4 separate regions of the Homo sapiens genome follow, and regions 2, 3 and 4 are each linked to region 1. The links are chromatin contacts, found by Hi-C or POLR2A ChIA-PET in ENCODE. All regions are on one chromosome and are shown on one strand. The core of a region is the stretch at or near the end of the contact, and the rest is flanking DNA. Distances in the headings are between cores, read along the strand shown. Region 1 holds the start of ANXA7 (annexin A7). Region 2 holds the start of CAMK2G (calcium/calmodulin dependent protein kinase II gamma). Region 3 holds the start of POFUT4 (protein O-fucosyltransferase 4). Region 4 holds the start of NUDT13 (nudix hydrolase 13).

Region 1 (3,604 bases), core at 652-3,151:
TACAAAAACAAACAAAAAAAAACCAGACTCTGATACAGTGGGATGTTCACATTAGAAGCATGATGGCTCTTATTTCACATGAACTCTGGAACATACCATGGCCTTCAGAGATGTTGACCAGGTATGGTGGCTCATGCCTGTAATACATCCAGCACTTTGGGAGGCTGAGGCAGGTGGATCGCTTGAGGCCAGGAGTTCGAGACCAGCCTGGCCAACATGGCGAAACCCCATCTGTACTAAAAATACAAAAAAATTAGCTGGGCGTGGTGACATGCCTCCCAGCTACACGGGAGGCTGAGGCATGAGAATCGCTTGAACCCCGGAGGCAGAGGTTGCAGTGAGCCTAGATCGCACCACAGCACTCCAGCCTGGGTGACAGAGCAAGACTCTGTCTCCAAAAAAATTAAAAAATTAAAATGGTCCAGTTGAGTACAAAAAAGAAGATCAGGAAGAGTTTATTGGAGCAAGACGGAGATGAGCAACCTTGAAAACAAGTCTAATTAAGATGAGTAATTGTTAAAAGATGAGCAGTGCTTTCTAAGCAGAGGTAGCAGGAGGAAAGGGTCTCCGATCCTGTAACGCCTTTTATGCCAGGAAGAAAGGATGAATTGAAAGGATGAAATGGCAAATGTCGTAGTAGACTATTGGACTATTCCTGCAGCTCAGGAAAGTGGGCTGGAAATAAGAGGTTTGGCAAATACCCTGTTATGGTGGTATTTAAGGCAGAGGGAGGGTTTGGAACGAGCTCACAAAGGGAACTCTAGAATGAACAGAGTAGGCTTCTCAGGGAAGGCTTAAATCCTGGAGGTCTCTGGGGTAGGTAGGACAGAAAGTCCTGTTATTTTCCAGGTAGACAGACTGTTGGGCGCCGGGGAATTAATGCTGGTCACCTAGAGAGTTGTGCATTTTGTCTACCATTGTTAAATGAGGCAATGACCTGCCTCAAATACTTTTCACTCCACACACCTATTTGGAAGCCACGTATATTTTGCTTGCTCTTCCCATTTAAAATCGTAATCCACTCTATTCCACCCCCATGAGGAAGCTTTTGGGTAGAAAAGTGTGTAGAGGAATAAGTAAGTTGATGTGCATCAGATGTGCAAACTTTAGTGTGCATCAGAACCACCTGGAAGGCTTGTTAAAACAGGTTGCTGGGCACCACCCGGGGAGTTTGATTCAGTAGGTCTAAGGTGGAGTTCAATAATCTGCGTTACTAACACGTTTCCAGGTGATGCTGCTGTTCGGGGGACCACACCCAGAAGCTACCTTTTACCACTCTAAAAGGTAGCTGATTGGTTTTCTCTGTAATATAAATTCCTTAACGAGTTTAAAATATTGATCTGAGCCCTCGTAATTGCCTCAAATGTTTAATGCTAATGTGTGTTCAATGCTGTAGCCACGAGGGGAGCCTAAAATCACCTAACAACTCCTTTCGGGAGTGATTTTGATTAGTTCATCTACAGTTCCAACTAAGATTTCCCACAAATATTACTTTCACAGGAGGCTAACAAAAAACGCCGTCTTTGTCCCCAGAAAATACCTGGAGGACGGTATTTCAGAGGCGGGGAGGCTGCACCAGCCTCCCAGTCTCAGCCCTTCTCTACCGCCCGCCACTGAAGGGGCCCCGGATACCCCCAGGACTGCTGCAACTTCCTAGGTGACTTGAGGCAGCCTTAAAAGGGATTGGTGCAGGGTCCTTGCGACAGATAAATGTGATTAAAAATCCGCTGGGCCACCCGAAGGGAGAGTCTTTTTCCCTCAGGTGGCGCCTAGGGGCGGGACTGAGGGACAGCCCGCTCCCCGCAGCGCCCTCTCCGGCTCCGGGGGTGTTCCCGGCTGCAGCCGCGATCCTAACGGGCTCGCGAGACGCCCCGCCCACCCTGGGCCCGCCCCCGGCTCCATCTTGCGGGAGACCGGGTTGGGCTGTGACGCTGCTGCTGGGGTCAGGTGAGGAGCGGCGCCCCCCTCCCTTTCCCACCTCGTCTGCCTCGGTGGTCTTGCCCTCGGCCAGCTCTGGGCGCTGCTGTCCCGGTGCTAGTGGGGCGCGGCTGGAGGGCAGTGTGGGCCTCCCGGATGGCGGCGACTCGGTTTGCGCGTCTCGTAGCCGGGCTGCCGGCCGGGGTGTGTTGGGGTGGCGTGGGTGAGGCGGCCGGCCTGGCTTACGGGAAGCCCTTCCGTCCGTTTGGAAATCCCAGGGACCAGTGGCGCCCCGCCCTCGGGCAGGTGGAGGGGCTGAGGCCGGAGCGTGGCCCAGCTGCCTCGCGGGAGGCTGAGTAGGGAAACGCACGGGCAGTGCTGAAAGCCGTCTGGCTGGTAGTGGCTGTACTTTCCGGTGACACAGCGAATTTAGGGAAACTTGGGGAAATTTTTACTGTGTTTAGTGAACCGTAGGACAGAATGCGCCAGGCCAAGGTCGTACACTGGTTCTCGTTTACAGTTCTTGGAAGCTATTCTAGAATAGCATTCCAGATTTGATTGCTGTTCCCCGACCAGCAGCAAATCTGTGTTGAAATTAGCTCATCCTGTGCAAACACTGCGCAAGGAAACCAAGGTGCAGAGGTAGATGGCTGATGTCCACCGTAAAGTGACAGACATGACGCTGTTGTCTTCCGACTGCCGTAAACGCCCTGATTTTTGCCAGCTGATGGCCAGCTAATCTGCTAAATGTGTCCGAATTAGATGATGAGTGTAATGAGTTACCTTCCAGGCAAGGAAAGAGTTTCAAGCACTGAATAGGTAAAAGAGATAATTTTGGCCACTGCAAACTTTCAGTCCTTTTCAGTGAGGACTGTCTTTCAGTCCTCACTGGTGGTTGGCTACCTACCTGTCCGTGCAGAGGACTAGCCATGCCTCCATGTTCTTTCTCCACATCACTGACGGATTTAAATGATCCTACCATACCTAGAAGCCGGTTTTGCAAAATTGTATTCGCTGTTGCGCGTATCTTCAGTCACCCTTCCTGTTTCGTGTATTTTTTCCCCCATAAATTTGCAACAGCTGCCTCTTGGGTTCCTGGGCTTCATGCCATCAATGAGAAACGGTGAGACCCAGCCCTTTTACTAACTGACTCACTGGGTGGAGGTGGTTTGGAAAACCAAAAATGATTTTCTAGTCTTTTAAAAGTGATTGCTAACAGAGAATGTTTAAAAAAAAAAAAAAAAAAGCCCGAGCGCGGTGGCTCACTCCTGTAATCCTAGCACTTTGGGAGGCCGAGGCGAGAGATTCACGAGGTCAGGAGGAGTTTGAGACCAGCTTGACCAACACGGTGAAACCCCGTCTCTACTTAAAAATACAAAAATTAGCTGGGCGTGGTGGCGCGCGCCTGTAATCCCAGCTACTCTGGAGGCTGAGGCAGGAGAGTCGCTTGAACCCGGGAGGCAGAGGTTGCAGTGAGCCAAGATCGCCACTGCACTCCAGCCTGGGCGGCAGAGAGAAACTCTGTCACAAAAAAAAAAAAAACCCAAAAAACTCTAGACTTACTATTCACTTGGGCAAAGTTGAGAAATTTTTTGAGTCACTCTGGGTGTTATTTAGCTTTTTACAAAAACGTTTAAAATCTGCCTCTTGAATAAATGATATATGTACAATTCTAAAAGGGCTAAAG
Region 2 (3,604 bases), core at 447-2,946, 460 kb before region 1:
GCTGCCCAGGCAGGTCAGGAACCTGCCCAGCCTGTTTGTCCCCCATCAAGACAGTTATGTGCCTCTGTCCCACCAACTTGTGATGGTGGGGACAGGAGAAGGGATGGTATCTCCCTCTGCCATCCCACAAATATTTACTGAGGGTCAGGGGCTGAGTGTACAATGGTGAACAAAAGGTGCAGAGGCCCCGCTTTATTGGAGCCTACAATTCAGCGGGAAGCTAGTTTTTGTATTTTTAGTAGAGACAGGATTTCACCATGTTGGCCAGGCTGGTCTCGAACTCCTGACCTCATGATCCACCCGCCTCAGCCTCCCAAAGTGCTGGGATTACAGGTATGAGCCACCACGCCCGGCCCAGCAAATGTAGTTCTAATTAGGCACCAAGTACTATTCTAAGTGCCTTAGACCATTTAATGCTGACAGGCCTATGAGGTAGGTAATATTATTGTTCCCAGCCGGGCGAGGTGGCTCATGAAGCCACCTCTGTACTACATACATACTTCATTACTTCATGTATGTACTACATACATACTTCATTACTACAACATAATGAAGCCCCGTCTGTACTAAAAATACAAAAAAATTAGCCGAGCGTGGTGGCGCGCGCCCATAATCCCAGCTACTCGGGAGGCTGAGGCAGGAGAATCGCTTGAACCCAGGAGGTGGAGGCTGCAGTGAGCCAAGATCGCACCACTGCACTCCAGCCCGGGCAACAGCGCAAGACTCCGTCTCAAAAAAAAGATTCAGTGACTTACCCCAGGTCACAGAGCTGATCAGTGAGTTGCCTAGAAATCCAATCCAGGCAGTTTGATGCAAGTTCACGCTTAGACAGCTATGAGATAGCTCTACTGCCCCTTATACCAGTCAATGCATCACTACAAAATGTGGTAGGTGCCAGAAAATAAAAGTACGAGGGTGCCTTGCAAGAAAATGGGGATTTCCCCTTTCTTCCACTTTCTCTTCTAGCCCCCACTGCACAAAGCCTTTTCAAGTCTTCCTACTTCACCCCTTTCATTTCTGGCCGGATAGAGAATACTCTTTCATCTCTGCAGTTATGGTGCAGGAAGGCAGAGTCCTACCTGTATCCTTGCCCCTGGCCTGGTCTCCCTGATCAACCCGCGCCTGAAGGGTTTCTTTCTAATAATGGCCCTGGTGCTTGCGCAAGTCTAGACTGTCAGCTCCCAGAGGGAAGGCGGCTGGCAGCTGGCTCTGCGCAGGCTGGGGGCGCCTCCCGGGCGTGCAGCCTGGCACAGGCTCCTTGACCTTGGCTCTCTCCCCACGTGCTAGGAGCCCGGTTGGGGGCTCGGGACCCGCGTGTAGGACCCGTCCAGAGAGGTCAGTGGTCCAGACTCCTACACTCCTAACACATGCACCCTCGCATGCACGTTCCCGAGCCCGCGCGGGGTCCGCCCCGGGACAAGCCCATAAGTCGCGAACCTTCCAGCTCCGTCTGCCCAGACAGGTGGCCCGGAGCGGGGACCCCCTCCCCTCGGCTGCCCCGCGCGCCTGGCCCAGCGAGGGCGGCTCCGGGGCGGGGCGGGGCCGGCGGCGGGAGGCCCCTCCCCGGGGGCGGGCCGGGGGCCGGGCGGGGGGGGGGACTGGCGGGGCCTGGGGGCGGGGCGGGGCGGGCGGCGCGGGGGTGTCCCTCCCTCCCTCGCTCTCCCCGGTAAAGTCTCGCGGTGCTGCCGGGCTCAGCCCCGTCTCCTCCTCTTGCTCCCTCGGCCGGGCGGCGGTGACTGTGCACCGACGTCGGCGCGGGCTGCACCGCCGCGTCCGCCCGCCCGCCAGCATGGCCACCACCGCCACCTGCACCCGTTTCACCGACGACTACCAGCTCTTCGAGGAGCTTGGCAAGTACGGCCCGCCCGCCGCGGTCCCCTGCCTGCCCTGCCGCCCGGGAGCTATGCGGCTTCTCGCCCCGCCCCCCGGCCCTGCACCGGCCGCTGCGGCTCCCCCTCGGCCGCCCCACCCCCGCCTTTCCCGCCCGCCGCCTTCGGTCCCCGCGCCCCCCGCGCACTGCCCCGCATCCCCCTCCGCGCCCTGCAGCAACTGGCGGGGCCGCTGCTCCCCACGCGCCGCCGCGGACACCGCAGACCCCGGACCGCTCCCGGGTGCCCTCCAGCCCCGCCCCTCCGCACCCTTCAGGCGCCCCCCTCCCGACCACCTCCCAACGCTGCCCGGTTGCTCACTCCGCACCCTGAACCCAGGTCCCACGCGCCTCGCACTCAGGACCCTCCCCAGCCCTGCAGCCCTAGCTCTGCTGCGGAGCCCGGGCGTGGGGGGGCTGTTTGGCGCCCGGCCCCGCCCCCCGCGGGTGCCGCTCCAGGCTCCCAGCCCCGCGGCTGGGCAGTGCTGCGGCACCCCCGTCCCCTCCCCCCACCCCTGCAGTGGTCCCGGGAGCCGCGCCGCAGCCTCAGCATCCCCCTCCCCTCCGCACTGAGCTGGCCGCTGCAGCAGCCCCGGCCCCCCACCCCCACCCGCGGCGCCGAGCCCGGCCACTGCAGCCCCCGCCCCGCCCGCCCCCCCAGACGTTTCCAGAGCTCAGAGTGCGAGCTCCCGTTTGACGGGGACGTCAAGGAAAATAGCATGGGAAGGGGAGTTCTTGATGTCTGACTGTGTCCTCTCTTCCCTTGCTGTCAGTTGAGCCGGGATGCAGTGAGATGAAACCGGCTGTGGGGGGGTTTGAGCCTCACTTTGCCCCATGGTTGAGGGAGATTTCTCTTTCAGGGGATGATACCCTCTTTTTAATCTTTCCTTCCCCGACCTTCAACTGTTCCTGCTGAGAGAAGGGCAGGGTCTCTCTGCTCCCTTCTGCCCTGGTTCTCTTGGCCGGGACCGCAGGGCTGTCTGAGATGCAGCAGGTGTGTGTTTTCAGCATCGCCCACCCGCTCCTGATGTGCAGCCTGAGGTGGAGGCTGTTGCCTTGCCCAGGGACTGGATGAGGGGGTGGGAGCGCGGCACGCCACCCACATCTGTTCAGTGTCCTGCGGTGGCCGCGTCCTTTTGCCTCATGTTGGATGGTGGTGGTCACAGCGCCGGTGTGTGTGCATGTACGTGAGTGTGACTAGAGGTCTGGTGGTGGGAGCATCATCGTCCCCAGACTTGAAGTGTGTCTGTGTCACTCTGCCCTGCTCCGTGTCCCAGTTCTTTTCCCCTTCTCCCTCCAGGGGTGCTTTCTCTGTGGTCCGCAGGTGTGTGAAGAAAACCTCCACGCAGGAGTACGCAGCAAAAATCATCAATACCAAGAAGTTGTCTGCCCGGGGTGAGTGTTCCCTGTCTTGACCTCTTCCTGAGGGTGCCTCCAGGGGCCATGGTTTCTTTTGAGGAAGCCCCAGGAATTGGGGGTTGTGCGTTTTAGCACTTGGAGAGGAGTTGGAATTTCAGACTGGTTGGACTTTGTGTCAGGCTGAAGCCAGAAAAGGAGTTGCATGGGGGACTGGAAGCGCCCAGGTACAAAAGAATGAAGGAAGAGATGCAAGTAGCTGCAGTGGCCCCCAAAGGCTCAAGGGAGTTCGGTCTTCAGGGAGGTGGAGGATATGGGGGTAGTGGGTGGTACAGAATGGGGAGCTCTTAATTTGGGGCATTTGGAGCCTCTCCCTTTGGG
Region 3 (3,604 bases), core at 410-2,909, 360 kb before region 1:
GAATGAGCCCATGTGATAATTTCCTCCTGCACCTGCTCAGCACCTAGTGCTACTTAATTGCCCACAGTAAGCAAGTAAGTAAATGATTTGATAGCTGCAGGGGACCCCAGCACTCTTACCTGTCATTCTCAGGAATCTCTTCCACATTGCCAAAGCCAGGTGTGGGCACTGGGCAGTCCATGTGTGAGGGCTGGGCAATGTGGGGCTCAAAGACGGGGCTGTCCCCGGGAGAGGCCGCGTGGGCTTTCTCGGCATCCAGCCGAGCCAGTTCGTAGTCACAGACGAAACACTCGAAGCCGTTGAGGTAGTTAGGCAGCAAAGGATCATTCACTCCCCACTCCCGATGCTTCAGACTATCCAGAAGAAATTGGTTGGTGATGCCCCCAGGTTGCTTGTATGCCAGGTATTTCATATACTCCTCATCATTCTTGTCCAGAAAGTCAATAAACTCTGCCAGCTTCTGAGGAGACTCAAAATCATCAATCAGGATGACGGAGTGATTGTTCGGCATCCAGTCCCTCACAGAGGGAGAACCGCGGTACACGGGCACAGCGCCCAGGTGCATGGGACGCCACAGTTTTTCTGTCATGTAGTCGTTACAGATGGCATTTTCCAGGGCCAAGTGGAACTTATAGCGGGACAAGAAAGCCAAGAGCTCTGGATCCTCGGTGGTGGCCGTGGCTGTGTCCTGTAGCCGCGCGGTAGGCAGCTCCCGATTCTGCAGGCATTTCCCGTAGGAGTCTACCTAGACCGGGTACAGTAAGGCTGTCATGAGGGTGCGGCCCTGGAGGCCTGGACACCTGGAGTCCTGGACACCTGGAGTCCTGGACACCTGGAGTCCTGGCCTCAACCCGCCCTCTCCTTTTCCTTCCCTCCGGCCCGCCCTCACTCACCGGGATGTGGCGCATGAGCTCGCGCACGTAGCGGTCCCGGTCCGCTGGCACGTCGCAGTGTGACTGCAGATAGAGCAGCGGCGCGTAGCCGCGGCGGCGCCACTCCGCGCGTTCCATGGGCGGAGGCACCGGGCGGCGCAGATAGGCGGTCCCGGGCAGCCACTGCAGCGACAGCGGGTAATCCGAGTGGCGACTGAAGGTGGAGGTAAGATTGAAGAGGCGGATGCCCGGGCCGTGGCTCAGCAAGAAGTTGTTGAGGGGCGACTCCTCGTGGAGGAGCGCCCAGCTCTGGTGCGCCAGGCGCGGCAGCGGGGCGGCCGACGCGCGGAAGTCTGTGCCGTAGAAGAGCAGCGCGCGCGTCCGCGAGTCCCTCAGCGCTCGGCGGTTCCGGGACGCCACGCACGCGCCGCGCGCACACTCGATGCGCTCCGAGTCTCCCGGGAAGTGGGGGAATAGCCCTGGGCTCCACCACAGCAGTACCGGCAAGTCCCCCGCCTCCTCCCTCCCTGGCCGCGGCGTCCCAGAGCTGCGCGTCACCCCCACTGCGCCCAGCGCCGAGGGCGGCCGGAAAACCGCGCCATCCCACGGTTCCGCCCACTCCGCCTCCCCGCCGGCCTCCCTCTCCGCTACGGACCCATGGCCGCTGGCTGCACAGACACTGAGCACCCCTAGAAGGACCAACACCACCCTAATGGGGCCGGCCGCCATGTCCACTCCGGCAGCCGGCGCCCCCTCGGCCAGCACCGACCCCGCCCAGCGGATAGTCGTGACCGGACGAGGCCCTACGCCACGGGGGCACGTGGCGCATGCGCAGCTCGCTCAGCCGACGGCCAGGACTAAAAGCAAAGTGAGCTTTCGGGAGTAAAGATGAGGCTAATGGTTACATCTTAATTTATTTTATTTCTTTACAAATTAAAGATGCATTGAAAAATAAACCAATGAAGAGAAATGAGAGGTCCAGAGCAGGGGCATCCCAGGTGGGGAGCAGGCAAGCCTGGCCACCATCAAGCCTAGCCCTTGTCCTGCCCCCAAGCCAGTTGGGGTTGGAAGATAACTGTCAGCCACTCAGTCAATACCAAAGCCCAAGCGGTGTCCCAGCAGGAGAGAACGGCGCTCCAGCTGCCTCTGCCTCTCTCCCCAACAACCCCGGGCCTGGAGAAGCAGTGTTTCTCGTGGGAGCTCAGAGTGGGATGTGAACTGGCTCTGTGAGGTATTGCAAGTTGATGACCAGGCTCCCTAGGCTCCCTACAGAACCATCCAGTGTTGGGGCCTCTCCAGCTGGAAAGGAAGCTGGTACCTCTACCAGATCTTAATATATTTTGCAACTCAGTTCTCCGGTCACCTCTGACAGTGTGCCTCTCTATCCACGGAGTGATCATCAATCATTGCAGGAGAGAGCGAGCGAGCAGTGAAAGCAGAGAAACTTGACTGCTAACCTCCAGGCCCAAGAAGGACTGACCACTTTTCTCTCCACCACCTATGGGCTATACCCCAGCTCTTGTGCACCTATATGTTTTATCCCTAATATAGGAAGTTGTGGATGACACTGAGCCCCCTGTAGTAACCTTAGGATCCCCACTCTTTCCTGCCTGCCCCTCTCCTCTTGGGAGACTGGTCCAAAGGGACACATAATATTGCCAGGGTCTGGGTGCCTCCAAACCCCCAATACCGAATCATATACAGTGAACTGAGAAGCTACATTCATTATGACAGGATTAGCAGGAAAAAGAGGGTAGAATGAGGGAACAGGGGCACCTTCCATCAGCAGGACATGACAGAGTGGCAGGATACTTGAGCCCAGAAAGAAGGTGTCTCCTTATATCTCCCCCTCCCCCCAGAGAGACTGAGGTCAGCTTACATAAGATATGTTACTGTCCCAATTTCTCTGACATCCTGGGGTGCTTTCTGGAAGCTAGCCTGGGCCCTATGCCATTTACCCACTTGCTTTAGCTCAGTAGCTGCCGAATCTCCTTGTGCATATGACAGAGAAAGTCCACATAAGATGCTCCCCCACTCAGACTCTTGTCTTCCACCAGGAAGTGCTTGAACAGCATCTCCATCTTGTCTTCCTGTTTCACCACGGTAAGCTACGGCCAGAATTCAGGGTTCATAAGGCAAGGCCAAAGGAAATTAAACATGCCCAGAAATCTCATTAGGCAGTCACTTACTCATTCCCCACCCAACCCCCACTTCTAGGTGAGGACTTGACAAGGTAAGAAATCCAGGGTTCAGATCAGTGTTACCTTCATGTACCGGGATCTCTGTGCCCGTAAGCTATCAATGAGGCCTCGAACCTTCTTGGACAGTGGATTATCCAGAACTGGCAGAACACTCTAGAACACAAAATTCATTTATCCTTATGGTAAGGCACTCTGAGTTCAGTCAAGGTGGGGCAGCATACATGTATGCATCATCTGAAACAGGCAAACCTGGGAAGAATGACAGCAACTGCCCTTGTCCCCAAGTGTTCCCTGATATTTGAGGGTACTAGCACACTAACTATATTGGCTCCCAATTGTTTCACAAAGTATACTTCCACACCCATATTCTCCTTGACTCCCTGCCCTCACCAAACCACTGGTGATCTGACTGAAGGAGGAGACGCTGAAAAGGCTCTGGACAACACCCTGTTGGACGCTTGCTCCCACCCAGAGGAAGAGGTTGAGCCCATTCTCCAGTAAATATATATCCCCATTGCTTAGACGCTCTTC
Region 4 (3,604 bases), core at 648-3,147, 300 kb after region 1:
GACGGAGTTTCGCTCTTGTTGCCCGGGCTGGAGTGCAATGGCGCAATCTCGGCTCACCGCAACCTCCACCTCCCGGGTTCAAGCGATTCTCCTGCCTCAGCCTCTCGAGTAGTTGGGATTACAGGCATACGCCACCACGCCTAGCTAATTTTGTATTTTTTTTAGTAGAGATGGGGTTTCTCCATGTTGGTCAGGCTGGTCTCGAACTCCTGTTCTCAGGTGATCTGCCTGCCTGGGTCTCCCAAAGTGCTGGGATTACAGGCAAGAGCCACTGCCCCCGGCCTTATTTATATTTTTCAAATGACTAGAAGTATACATACCAAACTATTAAAGAGTGACTAATTTGGGGGAGTGGGATGAAGACAAATATTGAAAAAGGTGCCTGTAATTTTTATTTTGTTCATTTTTCTGTACTGAAAAAAAAATTAGCCATGTGTACTTATTCCTTTTAAGACAAAAGAAAAGCCTAATAAAATAGTAGTTCCTGAGACTAACTGGTTAATGAGGCTACCTCCATGCCACTGTTCCCCAAAACACCTCACCATATTCCATGAGCCAAAGGGAATTCATTTGGTGAGTTTCTTGGACCTTGGGAACTGCTGCCTGATGTTTTGCCTAGTTTCTGCTACTAAATTAACCTTAGCCAGTTGTAGATTATCATGGCTGCTGACTCATGAGCTGATGGTCACAGAGCTATTTATGTTTTTAAAAGTACAATGTTTGATAGAGATGAAAGGTAATAGCAGTCTTACCCAACTACTAAATGATGAGGCAAGGTGCTTTAACATTAAGAGTTTCTTTGAACTCCCCAACACAAATGATTCACACGTTTCTTATCCTGTTCATCTTTCCAGAAGAAAGATTATAAAGTACTACAGCGTGACAAAAAAGCCCATCTTGTAGTGAGCCGAGATCGCGCCACTGCACTCCAGCCTGGGCGACAGAGCGAGACTCCGTCTCAAAACAAAAAAACAAAACAAAACAAGACAAAACAAAAAAAGCCCATCTTGAATCTAGTGGTTACTTCCACCGTGAAGAGGCCAGGTTCCCTAGTATTTAAGAGACCTTTTTTTAGGCCGGGCGCGGTGGCTCACGTCTGTAATCCCAGCACTTTGGGAGGCCGAGGTGGGCGGATCACGAGGTCAGGAGATCGAGACCATCCTGGCTAACACGGTGAAACCCCGTCTCTGTTAAAAATACAAAAAAAAGTGGCTGGGCGTGGTGGCGGGCGCCTGTAGTCCCAGCTACTAGGGAGTATGAGGCAGGAGAATGGCATGAACCCAGGAGGCGGAGCTTGCAGTGAGTGGAGATCGTGTCACTGCACTCCAGCCTGGGCGACCAAGTGATACTTCGCCTGTGTTTAGAGTCCGTTTCTCCACGACTGTGGACCTCCATGGGACAGGGAAATATGGAAAACTGAGGAACCACGGGAATACAGCTTTGAAGGTCTCACTGACCTGCTTTATAGTTTGCTTTCTAAAAAATAATTTTCCCTCCTTTAAAAAAAAATAAAAATTAAGGCACAATGTGAGAGGTTGGCAAGTTCCATTTTTAAATGACTCTCCAAAAAAGTATCAGAAAATGATGAGCTGTGGTTACTGATGTAGCTCCACAGTTATGAGGCAAAACTATGGTTATATCCCTGGTTTCTGCAAAAAGGAAGAGATTAAGCTAAAATGTTAAAATGCTGTGACCACGACCTTTTTTCAAGTTCTGATCATGCCTCCCTGTGAAGTCCTTCCTGCACTTAGAAGCTGAGCAGGTTTCTGTTTCACTGTACTCACTCTGAATTCTTTTCGGGGCACCTTCCTAGTCCTCAGGAATCAGCACAAAAGAGGAAACTCCAAATGTTCACGTTCAACGGCTTCCGTTCCCTGGAGGGACCATTGCTGCTTCTGCCACACTTCCCAGAATCCTCCTAGAGATGCACTCTGGGAATTGTAGTTCAGTTCCCAGGCATGCTGCTGTGTTCTCCAGCTGCAAGTTAACCATGATTGTCAAAAGCATGAACATCTAAGATCTTATTACCAAGAGAACTACTGTATCCTTGGAGAAAGTAGGTTAGTATTAGATCCATTTTTTAATTAAAAAAAGATAAAGTCATTAAGTCCACCCTCATACACAGAAGGCATATATTATGAGGCTGGGGAGAGGATGAAGCAGGGGTGGGAATCAAATACCTTTTAACCTTAGTATATCTCTAGTTCTCTCTCTGCACACTTTAGAACTAGCTCTAAAATTTCATGAAGTTCTTCCAATTTAAAAGGATGGGACTCTGTATAGGTATGTATAGATATGTTTGAACTTATGGTAGGATTCATTTCTTGATCAGAGGAAGCGCATTCCATTTGACTGGAAGTAGTCTCCTAGAAGTGTGTCCGGAGTTGGTTCCTTCCAGTGGGTTCTTGGTCTTGCTGACTTCAAGAATGAAGCCGTGGAGCTTTCGGTGAGTGTTATAGCTCTTAAAGGTGGCACGAACCCAAAGAGTGAGCAGCAGCAAGATTTATTGTGAAGAGCGAGAGAACAAAGCTTCCACAGCGTGGAAGGGGACCCGAGTAGGTTGCCGCTGCTGTTGGGGGTGCCAGCTTTTATTCCCTTATTTGTCCCTGCCCACATCCTGCTGAATGGTCCATTTTACAGAGCACTGATTGGTCCATTTTATGGAGTGCTGATTGGTCCATTTGACAGAGTGCTGATTTGTGCATTTACAATCCTTTAGCTAGACACAGAGTGCTGATTGGTGCGTTTTTACAGAGTGCTGATTGGTGCGTTTACAATCCTTTAGCTAGACACAGTGCTGATTGGTGCATTTACAATCCTTTAGCTAGACACAGAGTGCTGATTGGTGTGTTTACAATCCTTTAGCTAGACACAGAGCACTGATTGGTGCATTTTTACAGAGTGCTGATTGGTGTGTTTACAATCCTTTAGCTGGAAACAGAGTGCTGATTGGTGCGTTTACAATCCTTTACCTAGACACAGAGCGCTGATTGGTGCATTTTTACAGAGTGCTGATTGGTGTGTTTACAATCCTTTAGCTGGACACAGAGTGCTGATTGGTGCATTTTTACAGTGTGCTGATTGGTGCATTTACAATTCTCTAACTAGACAGAAAAGTTCACCAAGTCCCCACTCCACCCAGGAAGTCCAGCTGGCTTCACCTCTCAGCAGAGCTACTTTGGTGCTGCTCTCTTCTCGTTTTACTACTGAAGTTACTTGCCTATGAGAGAAGACACTTTTTTTTTTTTTGAGATGGAGTTGCTCTGTCGCTCAGGTTGGAGAGCAGTGGTACGTACAATCTTGGCTTACTGAAACCTCCTCCTCCGGAGTCAAGTGATTCTCCTGCTTCAGCCTCCCGAGCAGCTGGGATAACAGGTGCACACCACCATGCCTGGCTAATTTTTGTATTTTTAGTAAAGCCAGGGTTTCGCCATGTTGACCAGGCTGTCTTAAACTTCTGACCTCAAGTGATCCACTCGCCTCAGCCTTCCAAAGTGCTGGGATTACAGGCGTGAGCCACCGCACCCAGCCAAGAGAAGAAGTCCACTCATTCAACATGTATTTAATGAGTACCCAATGTGCCTAGGACTGTTATAGGGATAGG

The links. Hi-C counts contacts between places; a loop is a spot of excess contacts on that map. ChIA-PET counts read pairs that join two places held with the same protein, here RNA polymerase II (POLR2A). Pooled maps may share reads with other maps.
Region 2: a map of naive thymus-derived CD4-positive, alpha-beta T cell shows a loop between it and region 1 (4-fold over the local background). The contact joins the promoter of CAMK2G here to the promoter of ANXA7 in region 1. A Hi-C loop is called at or near these places in 1 of 168 maps with a recorded cell type or tissue (naive thymus-derived CD4-positive, alpha-beta T cell), 1 of 37 single-sample maps with no recorded cell type and 7 of 50 pooled maps. POLR2A ChIA-PET finds 5 or more read pairs at or near these places in 1 of 52 experiments (naive thymus-derived CD8-positive, alpha-beta T cell).
Region 3: a map of naive thymus-derived CD4-positive, alpha-beta T cell shows a loop between it and region 1 (2.7-fold over the local background). The contact joins the promoter of POFUT4 here to the promoter of ANXA7 in region 1. A Hi-C loop is called at or near these places in 1 of 168 maps with a recorded cell type or tissue (naive thymus-derived CD4-positive, alpha-beta T cell), 3 of 37 single-sample maps with no recorded cell type and 12 of 50 pooled maps. POLR2A ChIA-PET finds 5 or more read pairs at or near these places in 2 of 52 experiments (PC-3 and activated naive CD4-positive, alpha-beta T cell).
Region 4: a pooled map shows a loop between it and region 1 (3-fold over the local background). The contact joins the promoter of NUDT13 here to the promoter of ANXA7 in region 1. A Hi-C loop is called at or near these places in 3 of 50 pooled maps. POLR2A ChIA-PET finds 5 or more read pairs at or near these places in 6 of 52 experiments (AG04449, MCF 10A, WTC11 and 3 more).

Annotation. Positions count from the first base shown.
Region 1 is chr10:73,412,355-73,415,958 of GRCh38, reverse strand. ANXA7 (annexin A7) reads left to right here and starts at 1,901. Exons shown (of 13, transcript NM_001156.5): 1 at 1,901-1,947. RefSeq lists a silencer at 1,718-2,277 and enhancers at 2,678-2,757, 2,768-2,887.
Region 2 is chr10:73,872,647-73,876,250 of GRCh38, reverse strand. It overlaps CAMK2G (calcium/calmodulin dependent protein kinase II gamma), which reads left to right and starts at 1,696. Exons shown (of 23, transcript NM_001367534.1): 1 at 1,696-1,854; 2 at 3,168-3,262. The coding sequence starts at 1,790. RefSeq lists an enhancer at 974-1,083 and silencers at 1,304-1,583, 1,594-1,753, 1,814-1,983, 2,244-2,303.
Region 3 is chr10:73,770,331-73,773,934 of GRCh38, reverse strand. It overlaps POFUT4 (protein O-fucosyltransferase 4), which reads right to left and starts at 1,659. Exons shown (of 3, transcript NM_173540.3): 1 at 894-1,659; 2 at 120-745. The coding sequence starts at 1,601. SEC24C (SEC24 homolog C, COPII component) reads right to left here. Exons shown (of 23, transcript NM_198597.3): 21 at 3,464-3,604; 22 at 3,137-3,226; 23 at 1,774-2,980. The coding sequence ends at 2,840. RefSeq lists enhancers at 348-397, 242-772, 1,058-1,167, 1,758-1,937 and a silencer at 1,378-1,427.
Region 4 is chr10:73,108,748-73,112,351 of GRCh38, reverse strand. It overlaps NUDT13 (nudix hydrolase 13), which reads right to left and starts at 1,897. Exons shown (of 9, transcript NM_015901.6): 1 at 1,785-1,897.